Linked DNA regions of Homo sapiens: regions 2, 3 and 4 are each linked to region 1. A link is a contact called in ENCODE Hi-C or POLR2A ChIA-PET data. All regions are on one chromosome and are shown on one strand. Each heading gives the region's core, a stretch centred on a gene start or an enhancer-like site at or near the end of the contact. The rest is flanking DNA. Distances are from core to core; before and after follow the strand shown.

Region 1 (4,712 bases), core at 1,303-3,802:
GTTATCCCGGCAGAGAAGCCTCGGGGAGGTGTCCCGGCGGGGGAGCCTCGGGGAGGTGTCCCGGCGGGGGGGCCTCGGGGAGGTATCCCCTTTTTGCTGTTTATGTTTATGGTGCCAGCTCATGCAAGGGATGCTGTAATGGTTAATTTTATGTGTCAACTTGTCTGGGTCACAGTGCCCAGATATGTCATAGAACATTATTCTGGATGTTTCTGTGAGGGTGTTTTCGGTGAGATTTAAAATGCTGGACTTTGAGTAAAGCTCATGGTGCTCCACATTTATAAGTGGGCCTCAACCAACCAACTGAAGGACTGAATAGAATGTAAGACTGATAAGACTGACTTTCCCTTCTCCCAGCAAGAAGGAATTCTCTGGAAGACTGTCTTTGGACTCAAACTGAAACTCTTTCCCGTTTTCAGCCTGCCAGCTTCCCCTATCAAATTTTGGACTCTCCAAGCCCCCACAATCATCAGAGCCATTTCTTAAAATAAATCTCATTTTTATATATCTACATCTTCATCCTATAGTTTCTGTTTCTCCAGAGAACTAATAAAATGCATCCACTCACTGGTCATCTGTAAGGAGGCTACACTTCTTTTTTTTTCTTTTCTTTTTTATTTTATTTTATTTTATTTTTTTTGAGACGGAGTCCCGCTCTGTTGCCCAGGCTGGAGTGCAGTGGCGTGATCTCAGCTCACTGCAAGCTCCACCTCCCGGGTTCACGCCATTCTCCTGTTTCAGCCTCCCAAGTAGCTCATACTACAGGCGCCCGCTACCACGCCTGGCTAATTTTTTTTTTTTTTTGTATTTTTAGTAGAGACGGGGTTTCACTGGGTTAGCCAGGATGGTCTCGATCTCCTGACCTCGTGATGCGCCTGCCTCGGCCTCCCAAAGTGCTGGGATTACAGGTGTGAGCCACCACTTGAGTGTCCTCTCTTGCCTTGACACATCCCACGTTTCATCCCAATCATCACAGCCGCTGCTGATAACTTTGTAGCATGTGGCTGAGAGTCTTCTTTGGAAATGCAGCAGATCCATTGTAAATAGGAATCCAACTAATGAGAAAGCAAGACCATGGAAAGCCAGAGCCATGAAGGCGTGGAAAACCAATTCACTCAGTCCTGCTACTCCTGTTTCTTGCTCTGAAGAGAGGCCTAGGAGTGGCTACTTTAAGCCGGAAGTGCACAGGCTTTGCAGTCGGGCAAAGGAGGATGCGCAGTGGCATTTAAGGACCGATAACTAGGAGTTGGAAGGGTATCAGGCCATCCCAGGGGATGTTACAATGGAGAGAGGTAAACATAAAAGCCACATGCGTGGCTTTTTACCCAAGCATGGCACTAATTAAGAACATGGAACACAAAAACAATCTCTGGAATTTTACAGGTTTCAGGAGTGTAAGTCCCCAATTGATGAGATTAAGTTTCTACCATGTAGCAAAACAGAGGTTTGAAATGAATATTGCCCATGTACAGAAAATACAATTACATTCTTGCAAAATTGATTTTTTGCAGGCTGAGATTAATATCTGCTCCAAAACTTAATATTGTAGAGTAAATGGTGACACATCATTAGTACTTAGATTACATATATTAACATATTAATATAGATGAGTATCATAAAATAACATACTTATATATAATGGTAAATAAGAAAAATATAAAGCTGAGTGACGATGTAGAATAAACCACTGGTTCTGTGGGCAAACAAAACTGTATTTGAATCCCAGATTCATGACTTGACCCGGGAACTTCAGGCAGGTACTAATATTTTCTTAGGTAGTGGTTGCATTTTAATCTGTAAAATGGAGACAATCTTTTGACCTTGGAGGAATTTTGTCAGAAATAAATTTGATTAAAAATCTAAATCATTGAGTCCAGTTTCTGACCAAATAGTGCTCAGCAGATGGTGTTTCCTGGATTCTGTCCCAGTGTGTAAAATATGTATGAATGAGGAGGACGCCTGGAAGGAAATAAATAAAACCGAAAACACATTTGTTGGGGTGATGAAATGATGCATGATTAATTTTTCACTTTTCAAAAATTTCTGCAATGTTGCATCATTCTTTTAACAATAATATATATACTATATATATACATACATATATATATACTATATATACACATACATATATACTATATATATACATATATACTATATATACACATACATATATGTACGTGTGTGTGTATATATATATTATATAATATATAATATATATAATATATTATATAATATATAATATATTATATATTATATAATATATATAATATAATATATATATATTATATATATAATATATAATATATATAATATATATAATATATATAATATATATATAATATATATATAATATATAATATATATAATATATATTATATATAATATATATATCTGAGAAAGCTTTTCACCAAGCTCTACAGTCCACAAAGTAAACAGAGGAATGTGTCAGATAAATTTGGCTTCTCTCTCTGACCCTGCTGCCTTACACAGAGAGGGGCGGAGCAACGGGGGAGCCCAAGCACTTCCTTTTTGGTTAATCAGCCTGACCCACTGATTGCGACACTCCAGAGCCTCATGCTTTTCTCAGCCTTTAAGTATCTTTCTGAATTGCTGTCCAAGGGCAAATTTTTCCTGTCAAACAGACCTGCAAGGTTGCTAGGCACATACAAGGAAAAAGAGATTCTGGTTACTCAATACTTGTTTTGCAAAGTCTGTTTAAAAAAAATTGCATCATATCTCATTTGATGATTGTGCAATGCAGGGTGGATACCTAAACTGAAAGTTAAGTAAGACTGAGCTGTCGGCACCTTTGCAATTGAGACATCCATTTATACGCCAGTGGAAAATATTCAGTTGTTATTAGTTTTAAGTAAAAAAAAGGGGGATAAAGCCAATGAAAATAGACCCCAATGCTCCCTGCACAGATAAAATACACACAGAAAATTTCCTATCCTGTTTCTTCTCAGGTATTTGGTACATTATGCTCCTGTGATGAATATAAATAGGATTAGTCTTTGGATCCTGCCAATTCACCTGGGGTTGTCTTTTAGTACAAAGAGTACCGATTAGGGAATTGCCCAATCTGGATGCAAATCCTGATGACTGGCAAATGACTTAATCTCGCTGAGTGGGATTTTCTTCCTCTTTATGATGAGGATGGTAATAGGAAGTCAGAAATTAGTGGAGAATAACTGTAAAGGACTGAGGCTATAGCCTGGCATGCATAGGGGATCAATACATATTAGTTCCCTTCCAACTCTTAATTTTCCTCATCTTAAACTGCTCGCCGTAATGGGTCCTGTTTCATGCTCACTTATCAAACATCATTCCGCCCCAGGACCTACATTAATACTTGGGGTGGGGTCAACAGATACAGGGAAGAGTCAGCCATGGGCACTGCCCTTCACATGCTCACAGTTTATTGGTAGAAGAGGCACATCTGTGAGTGGATTCTGGAAATAGCAGATGGCAGGGCATCATAAGGGAGAAGTTTATGGAGCCTGGGGAGGCAGGTATGGAGGGAGATTGAAGAAGGAGAAATACTTCTACACTCAGAGGTGCCAGAAATCACTGTGCAAGAGCTGGGCTTCCATCTAATGGTGTACTATAAGCAAAGCACAGTCCTAGGGAATTTGAGCTGTGTCCCTAAAAACAAAACCATCAGCTCATAGTCTGTTTACACAGTTGCTTCTCTAGTTGGTGTTTCTCTAACTTTGGGGCATCATTCACCCTCTGCAAATGTCCGTTTCCTCAACCTCCAAACATGGTCAACATTCCATGCTTCTTGAGTATGTGTTCTGAGGGAAGAGTTGGCAGTGCAAGAGAATGGGACAGGATGGGGAAAGGGAATTAGTGTTCAGTGATATAATTGACATGAAATTGGTTAAATATAAAATCTTGGGAAAACGTGAGACATTATTATGGTGCATAATTACATGCTTAATACAAGAGATGTGGGTTTTGAATCAGACAAAGGACTCAATGTTTTGCACAGATTCAACACTGGTACTTTGAGTAAACTGGATACTTCTTTGTTGATCTAAAGGGAAGAAACAGACAATCCCCAGTCGAGAGTTTCCACAAGCAGTTGAAGTGCATTGCTCAGCCGCAGCTCATTCCCTCACCCAGCACATGCTCTGTTACACTTTCTACTGTCTTTGGCACAGAAAGTGCACACACATATTCTCAAAGGGAAAATGCCATGCAAATGACACATTTTTCACAAGATGTGGAATTTCTTGTGTCTGTGATAGGCCTGAAGGCTCAGAGATAGGTACGATTTTTAAAATTGTTGTCATAGAACAAATAAACTTGAACTGAAGCCTCTATCCAAACACACCTGACACCTAGAAATTGGGAACCTTTGGCATCAGTCCAGCAATAGCAGTTTTTTGGGTGCTTGACGGCACTTTAAACTCAAAGTTAATTTAGCAAGTGTGTTTCCAGAAATGACAGAAAAGGACTGTCATAGGACTTTGAAATTTTAACCTGCAAATTTCAGATACGGTTGTTAATAGAAAAATTCTTATAAAAGTAGCATAATAATCCTTTTAGGGCTTAAATTTTTTTATTCAAAATATCAAATGATATTATTTATAGATAACATTAACTCAGTCATTCACAAATACTAGAGATATTTGTTTATTTTTCCCCATTATTATTTTATGTATTCAATCTTTTTTGTCTTACTATGGCTTTCTTGATATTTATTT
Region 2 (4,712 bases), core at 1,081-3,580, 230 kb after region 1:
GTGTCTAATGCATGCTCTGCTCCCTCAGAGCTTTTCCCCAGCCAATATACTTCTCAGGGAGGGACCCATAAGACACGAGGCAGGGCCTGGGAGTAATTTAAGGAAGGCATGGAGGAAAACCGGAAGAGTCAGAAGAAAATAACAACAACAGAAACACATCACACAGACTCCAGACTCCAGGGTGTAGAGAAAAAGACAGGAAGGGAGGAATGTAGGACAGAAGGGAGGAAGAACTGGAGTGGGGAAGAGGGGAAGGGAGGGAAGGAAGGAGAAAGGGAGAGAAGGAAGTCAATGCTCCAGTTCAGGGTCGTGTCTCTATTTCTCTGCCTGGAACACTTGCCTCTCTCCTCCTCTCTCTCCCTTCATCAATCTTTATCAGAGATGGGGTTATACAGTTTCACACCTTCTTCCTTGGAAAGTAAGTCCATAAAAAGCGAATGAGCTGTGCAGATCCTGGCCTTCCTCTGCTCTGGTCTGCATTTCACTGGGTTGATGATGCACCCTGCAGTTCCCAGACTCCCCTCTCAGCTGGCTTTGGGCTTCAGTTGGCCATAGTGTCTTGGAGGAGAGCTAGGAAAGGGCAAGAAAGAAAAAGTCTGGGTTGTTTTCCTTTTCCCTCTTCCCTTCAGCCTTTCCAACCCCTGCCCCTTGACCTGGAAAGCACAGCCTTGTCCCTTTGCTGTTCAGTTTGGGATGGACCTGGCTCCCTATTTTTTTTTTTTTGTGCTAATCTCTGAGTTGCTTTGTCCTACTCTGTTTGGTTTTTCTGATCTTCTATCACCACTGAAGCTAATTCATTGGATTAAATTCCTCCTGTTCTAAATACTTAAAGAGGCTCCTGATTTTCTTGAATGACACACAAGCATAATTTTAAACAATAGAAATCCATGCATTATAAAACTAAAAAGAGTACAAAGAAGGATTCCATTTTTAAAACACCTCCCTTTAAAAATGGGTTCCACTTCAGATGGATAATTTAACAATAAGAACTTTTGTTTGAATAGAAGTCAAAGTGTTTACAGGCATAAAAGTATTTCTGAAAGAATAATCATCGGTTTCTTTAACAGTACTATAATGAATTAAGACACAGTACTATCCACAAGTTCATCAATATTTAATTTTCTTCTAAAAACCACATTAGGATTAACATTACAAAGAAAACAGGTTTTTGTTGCAAGGAAAAATGTATCTCTGTGATATGATTGTTTCATGTGATACGTCTGTTAGCATAACGCAGTGGAAGGGAGGTTATTTATATGAACAAAATCTCTTTTTCTGAATTTCTGCCCCTTGTTACTTTTACAAACGAAGCATCACTTGATCAGCAGGAAGACACAGTACACAAAGCTTTGCCACAGCAGGATATGTTCCCTAATGTTTGGCTAATCTTTGGGTGTTCTCAAAGAAAGTAATGGAAGAATTTTAATAGCAGGGGTTATATGAACTTCTTCTTGAATTACCTGGGTCAGCTAAACACTTTGCAAGATGTTATGGCACAAGACCCATATAAGTATGTCCAGAATCTCTACACTGCCATATTCAGAACCAATTTGTAGCTCTTTTCTAAGTGCTAAGCTTTAATAGATAACGCTGTTAATAATTAATCCTTTTCTTAAAGTGCTTTGATTTTTCTGATTCATATTCCGCTAAGTATTTTTTTGGCAACTGAAAGCTTACTGAGCCAAGGCACAATTACAATGGTGAAGGAACCATATATTCCAGTCCCCATGAGATGCTAATGAAGGAGGCTAGGCAGGTGTGCCGACTTCAGCCTGCAAAAGAAGCTTGGCATTATTCATCTCATCACAAGAGGCACATTTAGCCCAAATTAAAATACCCATGCACACTGGTCACCACACATGCTATTCCACATGAGTGCCTTTGTTAGTACCATTGCCTTTCTCACCTCTACCCTGCTACTGCCTGCTCATCTCTGAAGATTCAGCCATCACCTCCTTCAAGAAGTCCTCCTTGATTCCTCCCCCAGCCCAGGCTTGCTTGGTAGCCTCCCCTCAGCTTTGCCTTACTTGCCTCTGCTTTTTTCTGCACATTGTACCATGGTGATCCCTTTGTGGGTCTGCAGCCCCTATGGACTCCGAGCTTCTGCAAAGCATGGTCTATGTGAATGTGGAGCTTAAAACAGCTTCTCAGTACATGTTTTCTGAACAAAGCTGAGCTGAGCAGAGCAGACTGGCTGATAATTTATGAAGTCTAGATTATGCCTCCAGCAAAACTGCAAAAGGCAACATTTCCTCTAGCCCAGTGCTCCATGACCATTTCAGGACACAGCTGAACACTCATCTTATTTCTGTACAGTCGCCTGTGTGCCGACACGGCTTGCATTTTTCCTTTTCTTTTGGCTTTCTTCCTGTAAGAATTACACAATCTCCTGTCCTCCTCTTACCTCCTCCTCCTCCTCCTGCACTATACCTCCAGCTATGAAAAGCTATGAATAAAGAAAGACAGCTGGCACTTCAGGATCCTGTTACTGATTCAATACGTGCATACCTTTCCATGAGTCCTGCCGAGTTGCATCTTCTTGACAATGGCAATGCCAAATCAGCCTTGATTCTTTCCCATACAGAAAAATACAGACCTCAGAAGCCTGAAAGGGCTTGTGGGGCTCAATCAGACTTGCTCCATCCTATGGGAACATAATGGATCACACATAGGCAAACCTGCCTTCGAAAAGCCTCTACCATCGGCTTTCTGTTTGTGATCCCAGGCCAGATACTGCATTTCTTTGCAGCTTTGTTTCTTCATTTCTAAAATAAGATTAATACTCTACATTACACAGTGTTTGGGGGAGGATTAATAAGATAATATTATGCAGACTCTATCACCTAATGGCAAAAAATGGGTAGAAATAATATTGGTTTTTATTTTGGTCCCACCCCCCCAAAATTCATATGTTGAAGTTCTCACCCCCAGTTCCTTGTAATGTGACCTTATTTGGAGCTAGAATCTTTACAGAGGTAATCAAATCAAAATGAGGTCATTAGGGTGGGCCCTGATCCAACATAACTGATGTCCTTACATAAAGGGGAAATTTGACCACAGAGCCAGGCGCACAGTGAGAACGCTGTGTGAAGATGAATGGAGAGATCAGATTGGAGTGAGGAGTCTACAAGCCAAGGAACGCCAGATGTGGCCCACAATCCCCCAGGAGCTGGGGGAGAGGCTAGGAACAGGGTCTCCCTTATACCTCCAGAAGGGATCAGCCCTATAAACCCTTGATCTTGAACTTCTGGCCTCTAGAACTGCAAGATGATAGTGTCTGTTGCTTAAGCCCTCCAGTTTGTGGTAGTTTATGTTTGAAGATGCTCAAAAATGGAGATGTTAAACAAAAACCTAAGTCACCAGGACAGGTCCAGGAGTTAGACCCAGGCCAGCAGCGCCTTTCCACTAGAGCCCTTTGTTCAGCCAGTGGCTAAAGTGTCAGTCACCACAGTCTCTACCCAGGCCCCTCACATGCCACCTCCTGCAGCAGAGCCCCTTCATCTCCACATCATCTCCCTGTCCCAAAGGGCCTTGAGCACACCCTCCTCTCCAACCTGGCCCTTCAGGGAGGAAGGACAGATGGCTTCCAGTGGGATTCTACTTTAATTGGTCTAGAGTGGGGCTCAGTCATCACTGCTTTAAGAGCTCTCTGGATGACCCTCACGTGCAGCCGGTAAGGATGTCTGCCTTAGACCACACGGCCCTACAGTGAGGCCAGTGCTGTCTTCCTTGTGGGTGTCTGCCATGCACCATCCAGTGGGTGCTCCCGTGGGTGGGGAACCAGTGAATGGAGTCCCTGGTAACAGATGAAAACCAATGAACCTCCTTGAGCATATGGTGCCTGCCTAGCAGTCAGGGGCTCAGGCCCTTACAAAAGCCGCTTAGCTGCCTGCCTCCATCCCCCCACCGCCCTCCATGCTCTGTGCTGCCTCACGGCCTCATTCCTGCCTGGAATCCCAAATCACCTGGCCTTCACATCAAGGAGGGCTGAGTCACTACATGGAGGGGTAGTTTCCATCCAGTTTTTTTTTTTTTATTAATTCTATAGGCCAGTCACATTCTCATTAAGAGGGGATGACCCTCTGATATGGCCAGGGTTCTTTCTGAAATAATAACAACAAATAATAATAAAGCAATAGAATAAAAATAAATAAAGATAACCTCCCTGTTGAAAACAATTGAGTATCCATTGTCTGTTTCAAGTAGTCCACCTCCCTTTGTGAACCATCGTAGCCTGCTGCTGTCCTCAGCTAGTAATCATCCTAATTTTTTTTTTTCTGTGCTGCAATAAACTGAGATATGTTGACCTACTTAATTCTCCCTCACCCACAACAGGCTTTCTCCTGCATCGGGACTGTTGCTCCTGCTGTTCCTTCTCCCTAACCACCTGGGACCCTGTTTTCAACACTTAGTTCACGAATCTCCTTCTCTGATCCCCCTTCTTAAAAATCCTCCATCCAGAACTGACCCCCAAGGCAGGGCCCAGTGTCAGGGCTTCCTTCAGCCTCTTGGTTTGCTTTCACATGGTTTTGTCTGTGATGATGAACATCTATGGTCTCTCTCCCCAACCCTCCAGAATCTTGAGAACTGTGGCTAGGTCTTACTCATACCTGTATCATCCGGCAACTGGCACGTAGAATGTGCCAGTTTGTTGAATGAATGAGTAAATAATATTAATTGATGTTTACTAGTGCTTTCCAGTTTACAAAGTA
Region 3 (4,712 bases), core at 1,378-3,877, 170 kb before region 1:
ACAAAATGTTACACATTGTATGACTCCTTTTATATGGGTTATCCAGAATAGGAAACTTGATAAAGAAAGTAGATTGATGGTTTCCAGGGTAGAACAGCAGGGAATGAAGAATGATTGCTTAATAGTTATGGAGTGTTTTTCTGTGGTAATCAAAGGTTTTGAAACCAGAGAGAGGTAGTGGTTTTACAACATTGTGAATGTGTCAAATACCACTGAATTGTATAATGTCAAATGATTAATTATAGGGGATGTGAATTTTACCTCAGTTAAAAAAAAGTACACATGGACATTGTAATAAAAACATATAAGACAGCTATTAAAATTCTTCAGAGAGTTTAGAATCTATGCTTTTGAAAATTGCTTAACATAGCAAAGCAAATACCTACTGGTCTAGAAATAGAGGTTAAATGCAAAGATTACTATATTTACTTGAGAAAAACACTATTTTCAAATAAAGCTTCCGATGAACCAGGAATTGATGAGGAAGACAATTTTAAAATGAATTTTCATTGTGATTGTAGCTACAATGATAAAATGGATGAACAGATATTTTGAATCACCTACAAATCATAAAGTCACTTTAAGTTTCTTGTATGATCACCACAAGTTGTAGGAAGTACCATTGCATAACCTTATATTTTAAGTTAATTTCAGACTTTCCTGAAACTAATTGTATAAAGAGTTAAATCTTTTTAGAAAAAATGTTCTCTAAGAATCATCAACTCCAGATGTACAATTTATATTTTCAAAAAATATATCAGAATTGTCATAACCTAAGCATACTCTTAATAGTTTCAAGAACAGTTCCATCAGCAGAAAGATTATTCTGAAAATTAAAAACTATCAAAAATTATTTGTGATCTTGCATTTTTCAAGAGTGACTGATGTCACTTTTAATTATACAGATTGAAAATGAAGTTACAAAAAGTATAAATTCTGATGTCCTAATTTGCAGAAAAGCAAGACATAAAAATGTTATGATCAAGGAAGACATCACATTAATCAGTATTATTTATTGTATTAAATAAAATCGTGACACTGAAATATTATTTTTTATAATTTTTAAGTTTATAGCATTAATCATGTACTTCTTTTACCCCATCATGTTTTATAATTAACAAACTATTTCTTAGAGAAAAAAGTTTTGTATTTTATTGCGTTTACCTGATCTTCTTTTATCTTGCTTTTTAAACTGAGGAACCTGTGATAACATTTCACTCTGGGCATCACAAGTTACATATTTGGCCTCAAGCATAATGTATGAATTGCAGCTTTTATTAGGAGACCCATGCTTCGAGATTTTTTTTTTTTTTTCCTAAGGAAAAATGTTAAGAGGGATGCCCACCTTCCTTGGCTCAGGCTCTTTGTTCTCCATAGGACCAGTCAAAAATCTTTCAGCAAATACTATTTACCTAGGATTACCTGGACTACTATCTGTACAGCAGGTTGACAATCTAAAATATTTAAGATATAGTCTCTGAAAAAGTTAAATCACATCAATAGCTAACTGTGAAACTGTGCTCTGGACTTGAAGCTGTATCTGATTCAGGGGTCAAAGAGAAAGAGAGGGATTTTGTTGCAACCAATTCTTTATATTATATAAAGCTTATTATAAGCATTTGTTACAGTTGTTTTTTCCCATATATTATTGAAGTGCCGTCTTTGTCTGGGTTAAGTACCAGAGGTTCGTTGTCTCACACTAAGAAAATCAAGGATGTGGACACACAAGTAGTGAGTTTAAGACTGGAGGTTTAATAGATAAAAGAAAGAGAACAGAGAGTAGCTCTCTCTCCTGCAGAGAAAATGGGGAGCCCAAGTGGGTCTTCCGGTCTGTGGTGAAGTGCAGGAGGTTTTATAGGCTGGCTTGAGAAGGTGATGTCTGATTTACATAGGGCCCAAAGATTGGTTGGACCAAGTGTGACGTTTACATAGTTTGCAAAGAAGCTGGCTATGCCACCCTAATCTTTTATTATGCGAATGGATTTTCCACCTGGCCTGCTCCATGTTGTCTGCTCCTCACTGCATATGTGGTTGACAAAGAAAAGGGAAAATGAAGCTGCCCTGTTGAACATGCCTAACCCCTGTGTAGCCTTTTCCTATTGGCATGGCTGCTGGCATTCACTCACGCAGGCTTCCAACTTGCTTATCTATGTCTTTAGCTTGATCTTACAGGCTGCTTTGTGTTAGAAAAAAAGTGATTTTAGGGCTGCTTTTTATTAAAAGGAAAACCTTACTGAGGACTTCCTTATTCTCACTATCTGCCTGAATAATTTCTTTTTAACTCCTATATCATTATTTTATTTCCTATAGCACAACAGTCATATAAGACTATTGCCCCAATTTTAAGTTAGAAAATTGATGCTCCAAGAAATCAAAATTGGACCCTCGACGCAGTCAAATGTTTATGCTGATGCCACCAATGGGTATGTAGGTGCAGGCCATCAATCTGGAAGGAGTAGGACTTTCCCTTTAAATCACTTGCCAAAGCCACTAAGTATACATTAATACATTTGTTCTTTGCCCTTTAGGAAAACTGTTTTCTTGAAACAAGGCTACTTATTTTAGCTTTCATAACCCAAAATGAAAGGAAGCACTATGATAAAGTTCTCTATGATAAAGATCTTTCCTGAGATACTCCCTTTTTAAGCATTGAACCTTACCTTCCGGCGTTTCCTGTTACTCATCTGTTATATGTCTCTGCCAATTACAGAAGGGTTTTTTTTTCTGTATTCCCTTTTCTTCACTTTCACTATTTATTCCCCATTTGTAAACCATCAAAAGTTTGTGCTTGAAGCCATTCGGCTTTCTTTAACTTTTGACATGATTCAGTTCTACAGCCAATTTCCATGTCATTCCTCATAGAAAACAAACAAACTGAGCCCAGGACATAAATTTCAGAGTCACTCAGCTGGGGTAGAGGACTGGGAAGGTGTCTGGCTCACAGCTCCAGGCTGGCAAGGCAAGCACCGGCTGCTCCACACCCTCACACCCCTGGGAGAGGAGTCTTTTCGAAACCCAGGAAGCCACTAACCTACCCAAATGAGAATTTGTTTTTGGGTAATCACCAACTAACACTTGACATAAACAGCATAGACAGCCCTGAATTAGGCAACCCTGAGTTTGAGTCTTGACCTTGAGAAAGTTGTGGGCTTTTGCTTTATTAGCTATAAAATGCACATAACAATAGTCTTGACCTAGTAAAAGGCTGTTGGAAAGATTAAAAGAAGAAATGATTAAATGAGATAATGCCTGGCTTAAGTAAAGTACACATTTGATAAATGTTACCCATTACTATTTATGAAATGCTTCTCTAAGAAATCAATTTCCTATTCTCTTTCAAGTCAATTGACTATACCTTTATTTTTAGCCCTTGGGATAAAGCTTACCAAGTCTGGATCAGATAGATTGAACAATGGGTTGCTGGAGATAATCAATAAATCCAGAAAGTGTTGCTGGGGAAGAAGCTTAACAAAGACCCTCTTCTCACATGGCCATAGACTGGGGGAGTATGCTTATCTGATGAAGGTGACCTCATCTCAGCCTTCCAAGAACACATTCTTATCCTTTCTCATCTCTGGTGGCAGCCCCCACCACAAACGCCTTGAGACCATAGATTCTCTTTTCTCTCCCCCATCAACTATGAACAGACAAAGATCCTAAACTTAAACTGCTGAGAAAGTTTAAAGGGTGGCTCCCCTCCCCAGTTCCGTGCCTTGAATGGAAGCTCAGTGTCAGGACAATAAACTTGTCATCCTGTTTACATTGGTTTTTCAAGGTTAATGTTGGAGGGAAGGAGGGCTTACTTGAATACCCTCCTTGAATCAGAGCATGTGTATTTGCTTATAAATTAACCATGCTAGGCAGAATTCATATCAGTAGCAAACAAGATACTGGGGGACAATAACAGTTATGGATATTTGTCCAGTGCTGGATAAATTCAGATCATTTTCTGAACACGTTTCATTTTGTTTCCCAACATCGTTTTAGGGCATCTTGATGCAGGAGCGGGACCAAGAATTTGGCTTCAGAAGTTCAGGTTCATATGTCAGCTCTGTTTAAGCCCCTCTCTGTGCAAGCTCAGGAAAATGGCTTCCCTAATGAAGCCTCAGTTCCTAACCTGGAAAACAGAGGATTTTTAAAAACATCCTACTTCACAGGGCTTTTAAGAGATTGGATGGAACAGTCATTGATGACCTGTCTTTCCCCAGAAATCTTCAGTTCAGAAAGTTCAGGCATATTAAAAGATGGAGTCAAGACAGAATGGGGTCTTCTGACTGAAGGGTCTTCCAGGGCCCTGCTTCAGGGTCCCTGTTCCTGAAACGTTAGCCATACCCTTGGACAGAGCTGGAACTTGGGCACAACCAGGGACTCTCAGTCTAAAATGAGGTCTCTGGGCACAGAGTTGACAAATTTTGAATTGTGGTAAAATAGTTGATCAGCGCGGCCCCATTTTGCCTCCCAAGGGATAATAAAAGAAACCATCACTGCTGACATCTGCATGGGAAGGCAAAGAATGACATTTCTGCTGCGAAGAAATGAACCATCGAATGCATTTCAAGACAGTGTGAGGTCAACTGTAATAGTGGTAAAACCTGAGGCCTCACACTAAGATGTCAGTGAAGAAGAACAGATCACCATGAACACAGAGCTTTAGGTGATGAGAATGTTTCTCTCTCTGAGTGAAACTTACTTGGCAGAAAAATTGCAGAACT
Region 4 (4,712 bases), core at 667-3,166, 130 kb after region 1:
TATTTGCGTATGCAAAATATTAATATAGTTCTAAAAGTCAGATCTAGTAGGTTCTTGAAAACTGGACTTCAAGCTAAATGATGTATAATGAAACCAACTTTACCACAGGCTAATTGATATAAATAGGACTTAAGTTCCTGCAGCATATTTCTAATCACAAAAACATCATCAAACTTCTAAATAAAGAGCAAAACACTTCTAATATTAAACATTGAAATTAATATGAGCTATGCACATATTTAAGAAAGATGAATAAAAACAAGTAATAGTGCTCAATAAATACGTGTGTCTTCATTCTGCTATCTTATAGAAGCATAGTTAAGAAATATACAACAACTAGAAGTCAGTCTTGGGGTGCATTAGTTGTATATAACAAATGTACACAGATTTGGTAACTTAAAACAACACAGATTTCTTATCTTACAGCTTCCGTGAGTCAGAAGTCCAGGTACAGCGTAACTAGGTTCTCTGCTCAGACAATCAAGGTGTCTACTAGGACTGTGAACTCATCTGAGGCTTGGCATTTTCTTCCAAGCTCACTGTTAGTTTGCAGAATTCAACTCCTTGTAGTTGTGAGACAGAACTCCTGAGGTTCTAGAAGACACCTGTCATTCTCTGTCATGTGGCTCTTTCCACAACAAGGCACCTGTTTTAAATGGCTCGCCTGATTATATCAGACTCACTCAGGATAATCTCTCTTAGACTACCTCAAAGTCAATTAATTAGGGCCCTTAATTACATTTTCAAAATCTTTTCACCTTTGATGTATAACTGATCTAGTTACAGAAGAGATACCCTTCCTATTGCTCCTACACTCAAGGGGTAAGTATTGTACAAGGATGTGGGCCATTGGGGGTCACTTTAGAAGTCTGCCTGCTGCATGGGCTCTTCCCTCATTGTGTGCCTCCTCGGGCTTGCATGCTATCTAGAGGACCCAATCATCCCACAGAAGAATGATGTCAGCAGGAAAGGCCGGGAGTAGAGTGTATGTGCACTGTGTAGCCTGTGAGTAGACCTGGTTGGCTTTGTGACCTCAAGTAAGTCATTTCAAGTATATTTGCTTTTCCTATTGGGAGTCAATTCTCCATTGGGTTTTCCCATTTCTGAAGGTATTGCAAGCAGAAGCACTAAAAGATAACTATATTTTCAAGGATGTTTGTATAGCAAGAAGCCTTGGAAGATATAGATAGCATCATCCTCCAGAGTAGAGGGTAAGTTTGTTAAGTGCCAGGTAAAAGAAAGATAATGTCTTCCTTCTGGGAAAAAATTCCCACAAGTTTGCTTGCAATCTAGTATAAAAGATTTGAGTTCATGAGATTGGAGTTCCTCATTTGTGATGCACACCTGTGCATGCAGCATTCACCTGAGTCCACTTTTGTGTTGCCTCCATTAGAAGTTGGAACAAGGCGAACCAATGCAACCATGAAGTTTATGCTGCTGTCTGTGTTGTAAACAATGGTCCTTTGTCTCTGGTCCAGGAGTCTCATTTCTTCTGCCGGCACTCATGAACCTGCAATAGCTAACTTGCCTGGTTGCAAAGAAAAGAAAATCTCAGATATTCCATGGTTCTTAACATTTCCCCATAGTACCTTTATATGAGGGGTGCTTCCAACTTCACTTGCTTAACACCATGACCTATGGTCCTTCTAACTCACCCTCTAGTATCACTTCCTCCTTGGAAAGTTTCTTAACTCATCCCCTTTCTTCTAGAAAAAGTCATTCACACTCTCTTCCACACAGTACTTCCTCCTTCCTCCTTAACCACAGTTTCACTTTCCAGTTTCACTTTTCAGTTACCTATGGTTAACTGCAGTCTGGAAACATTAAATGGAAAATCTCAGAAAGAAATCATGTTGTAAATTGTGTGCCATTGTGAGTAGCATGATGAAACCTTGTGCTGCCTTGCTCTCTCCTGCCCAGCACTTGATTCATCCCTCTGTCCAATGTATCCACACTGCGTATGCTCCCGGCCTGTGAGTCACTCAGTAGCCATCCCAGCTCTCAGAATCACTGTCCTGGTATTGCAGTACTTGTGTGCAGGAAACCTTGTTTCGCTTAATAATGGCCTCAGAGTGCAACAATAGTGAAACTGGCATATTGTGATCAAGGTTCTATTTTATTATTGTTGTTAATCTCTTACTGTGCCTAATTTATGAGCTAAACTTTATCATAGGTATGTATGTACAGAAAAAAGTGTAGTATGTATAGGGTTCAGTACCATTTGCAGTTTCAGGCATCCAGTGGGGGTCTTAGAACATATTCCATAGAACATATTCCCCACGGAAATGGAGGGACTACTGTATTACCCTTCCACTTATGCCATAAAGGTCAGATTAAAAGGAAAACTGTCTTCCCCAAAACTACACATCATTTTGAGAATAAGGAATTGCAACATATCTAGTTCTATATAAAATCTACTATAGAGGACTTTCCCAAATATTTTACTTTTCAAATCAGATTAGTATTTGGAGAAGAGACATTAACATGAAGCAACCTCAGTAAACATTGGTATTGGATCTCCATAGAAGTCTCTTAACGGGATTATTAACAAAGGGGGCAAAGAAATGTAATTTAGGTGTAATTATTTCTCTGGGGATTGGGAGTTGGTGATGACCTCCCAAGTTCATTTCTTGCACGTTGTCACAAACAAGGATATCAAAACCACTTTAGGAACGCAATTGGGTAAGAGATGTATGTTGCAAAGATCATGAATAGTAAATAGAAACTTGTGACTTGGGAAAAAACTTCCAGTGACAACCTTTTATAAAGATTCAAGAAGATCTGCCTCTCAAACCTAAATAAAGATTAGGCGCACTAGGTGACTCAAAGAGCGCTTTGATTGACAAGGAAGACATGATACTGAGGAGACAGGATGAGTTCAAATAAACTTGCATCAGGAAATGAGCAGAGAAAAATTAACATACTTTACACATGATTGAATGTTAAATGTGTAGCTATTTTGAAAGGTAGATATTTTATTATTTGGCTACCTTAGTTATTTGTAGAGACATTGTGTGTGTGTGTGTGTGTGTGTGTGATCCTATTTTGCACTTCCTGACAAGGAACCTGTGGCTGTCGTTATATTCACAGCTCTGCTGTATTCGGTGGTAGTTAGTAAACGTTCCCTGCATCTTGCACGTGATAGACAGTCTCCACTTCTGAATGAGATGAAGTTAGAGATCATTGTATCCTCAACATTTTGCATCCTATTTGACACACGGTGGTCAGAAAAATTCATGTTGAAAATTAAATTTTTCACCTGAGACATCAATTTTCATCTCTATAAAATAAGGTGATTTGAGCAACCAATCTCCACTGTCCTTCTGGGCTCAGAGGTTCCAAGAGTCCTTCATCTAGAAGCTGCTGGAAATCAGTGCTGTAACTGGCTGCAAATTCCTGTGAGAAGACTTCGTGGAAGTCTCCCCTCAGAGGCCTAATCAAGAAAGCCTTCTAGGGCTGAAAGCCACCTTTGTGACACTGCCCCACCTCCCCCCCTTGCAAAGGGGCCAGGGTTTCTGTGGGAAGAAGGGAAGCTCATGCTTTATGGCATGTTTTGCTAATGTGACAATCAAAGGCCTTCCAGGTGTTAATGGTGGCAACGGTGCAGAAAGCCCAGAGTGACATAATTCGGTTCTGGCTTGTGTTGGTCTGATTGCCTTTTTTGGCATCAGCTAACTCTCAGTTTCCTTTCACCTTTTGGTTGAAATGAACCGAGTGAGCTGAGGCGAAGTTTCCTAGGATTAGGATGTAAACCTGATCTTCCTGTACCCCAGATCCCAGGGCTGGAAATCAGCTGGCTGAGGAGAGGGAGGTGGAGAGGTGGGCAACTACTCACCCCATGGAAGCCACAGCTCTCACCATGTTTAAGAGAGACTGGAGAAGAAAACAAGGTCCACAGAGTCTCCTAATTACAAACAAGGGCCTGTCTCTTCTCATCCACATTAATTAATGCTGTTGCCTGGCTTTGCTTGTACAGAAGCTGAGTGGCTTATTCCGCCTTGCTCATGAAATTCTCAAGTCAAAGCATTCTGCTCGGCTGGCCATGGTGCCTGGCAGCATGGGGACAGACCTTCCCAATTATCACCTCCAGAATAAACCTATTCAGTTCTCTGCAAAAACAAATGACATCAGCAACAATAACCACGCAATCACACTGGCATTTACTTCTACCTGAAATGCATTCCCTGTAATTCAAAACAACCTAGTACAGTGGGCAGGAAAGGTGTTGCTATTTGCACTGGCGAAATGAGAACATGAAGGCCCGGGGGAGCAAAGCAACCTCCTGGGGATAATAAAGTGCATCAGGCAGACTGGATCCTGGTCCTTGGTCTTAAACTCTCAGAAGGAGTAGACTTTCTTATGAAAACCACTTCACTTGAAGTCACCCCAGAACTGAATTTTCCTCACTTTTTCTCAGCCCGTGGTATGGGAAGAGTAAGGTGTTGGGAATGGGTTAGCTATATTTAAACACTAATTCCATGGTTTACTAACTGTGTTATTTAGCATCTCATAAGGACAGTTAATTTATCTATAAAATGATCATAATAATGCTTTTCTCATGGGATTTCTGGATTATATAAATGCAAAAATATAAGTACTTTTAGATACTTAACAAATATATGAGTTCCTTTTTCCTTTCTTTAAGGGACACAGTCCTTCACCATCAGCAATTTTATTTACAGATCTCTCAAATGGCAGGGCTACAGAGAAAC

What was found. Hi-C counts contacts between places; a loop is a spot of excess contacts on that map. ChIA-PET counts read pairs that join two places held with the same protein, here RNA polymerase II (POLR2A). Pooled maps may share reads with other maps.
Region 2: a map of prostate gland shows a loop between it and region 1 (2.1-fold over the local background). The contact joins two enhancer-like sites. A Hi-C loop is called at or near these places in 1 of 168 maps with a recorded cell type or tissue (prostate gland) and 1 of 50 pooled maps. POLR2A ChIA-PET finds 5 or more read pairs at or near these places in 5 of 52 experiments (A673, BJ, T-cell and 1 more).
Region 3: a loop to region 1 is called in a pooled map, with 2.2 times the contacts of the local background. The contact joins two enhancer-like sites. A Hi-C loop is called at or near these places in 1 of 168 maps with a recorded cell type or tissue (K562) and 5 of 50 pooled maps. POLR2A ChIA-PET finds 5 or more read pairs at or near these places in 1 of 52 experiments (activated T-cell).
Region 4: a loop to region 1 is called in a map of CD14-positive monocyte, with 2.3 times the contacts of the local background. The contact joins two enhancer-like sites. A Hi-C loop is called at or near these places in 1 of 168 maps with a recorded cell type or tissue (CD14-positive monocyte) and 7 of 50 pooled maps. POLR2A ChIA-PET finds 5 or more read pairs at or near these places in 1 of 52 experiments (AG04449).

What each region holds. Positions count from the first base shown.
Region 1 is chr2:12,453,884-12,458,595 of GRCh38, forward strand. All of the region lies in intron 4 of MIR3681HG (MIR3681 host gene), which reads left to right. The region is part of intron 1 of LOC105373431 (a long non-coding RNA gene); the gene reads right to left. Among named protein-coding and RNA genes, the nearest start is that of MIR3681, 260 kb to the left of the region's middle. Within about 2 kb of position 2,553, at least 27 of the 41 ENCODE cell types and tissues checked have a DNase peak (open chromatin) inside an H3K27ac peak, as active enhancers do; they include CD14-positive monocyte, where a contact is called at or near this core.
Region 2 is chr2:12,682,286-12,686,997 of GRCh38, forward strand. No RefSeq gene overlaps it. Among named protein-coding and RNA genes, the nearest start is that of TRIB2, 32 kb to the right of the region's middle. Within about 2 kb of position 2,331, at least 5 of the 41 ENCODE cell types and tissues checked have a DNase peak (open chromatin) inside an H3K27ac peak, as active enhancers do.
Region 3 is chr2:12,284,669-12,289,380 of GRCh38, forward strand. The region is part of intron 3 of MIR3681HG (MIR3681 host gene); the gene reads left to right. Among named protein-coding and RNA genes, the nearest start is that of MIR3681, 88 kb to the left of the region's middle. Within about 2 kb of position 2,628, at least 4 of the 41 ENCODE cell types and tissues checked have a DNase peak (open chromatin) inside an H3K27ac peak, as active enhancers do.
Region 4 is chr2:12,586,480-12,591,191 of GRCh38, forward strand. No RefSeq gene overlaps it. Among named protein-coding and RNA genes, the nearest start is that of TRIB2, 130 kb to the right of the region's middle. Within about 2 kb of position 1,917, at least 8 of the 41 ENCODE cell types and tissues checked have a DNase peak (open chromatin) inside an H3K27ac peak, as active enhancers do; they include CD14-positive monocyte, where a contact is called at or near this core.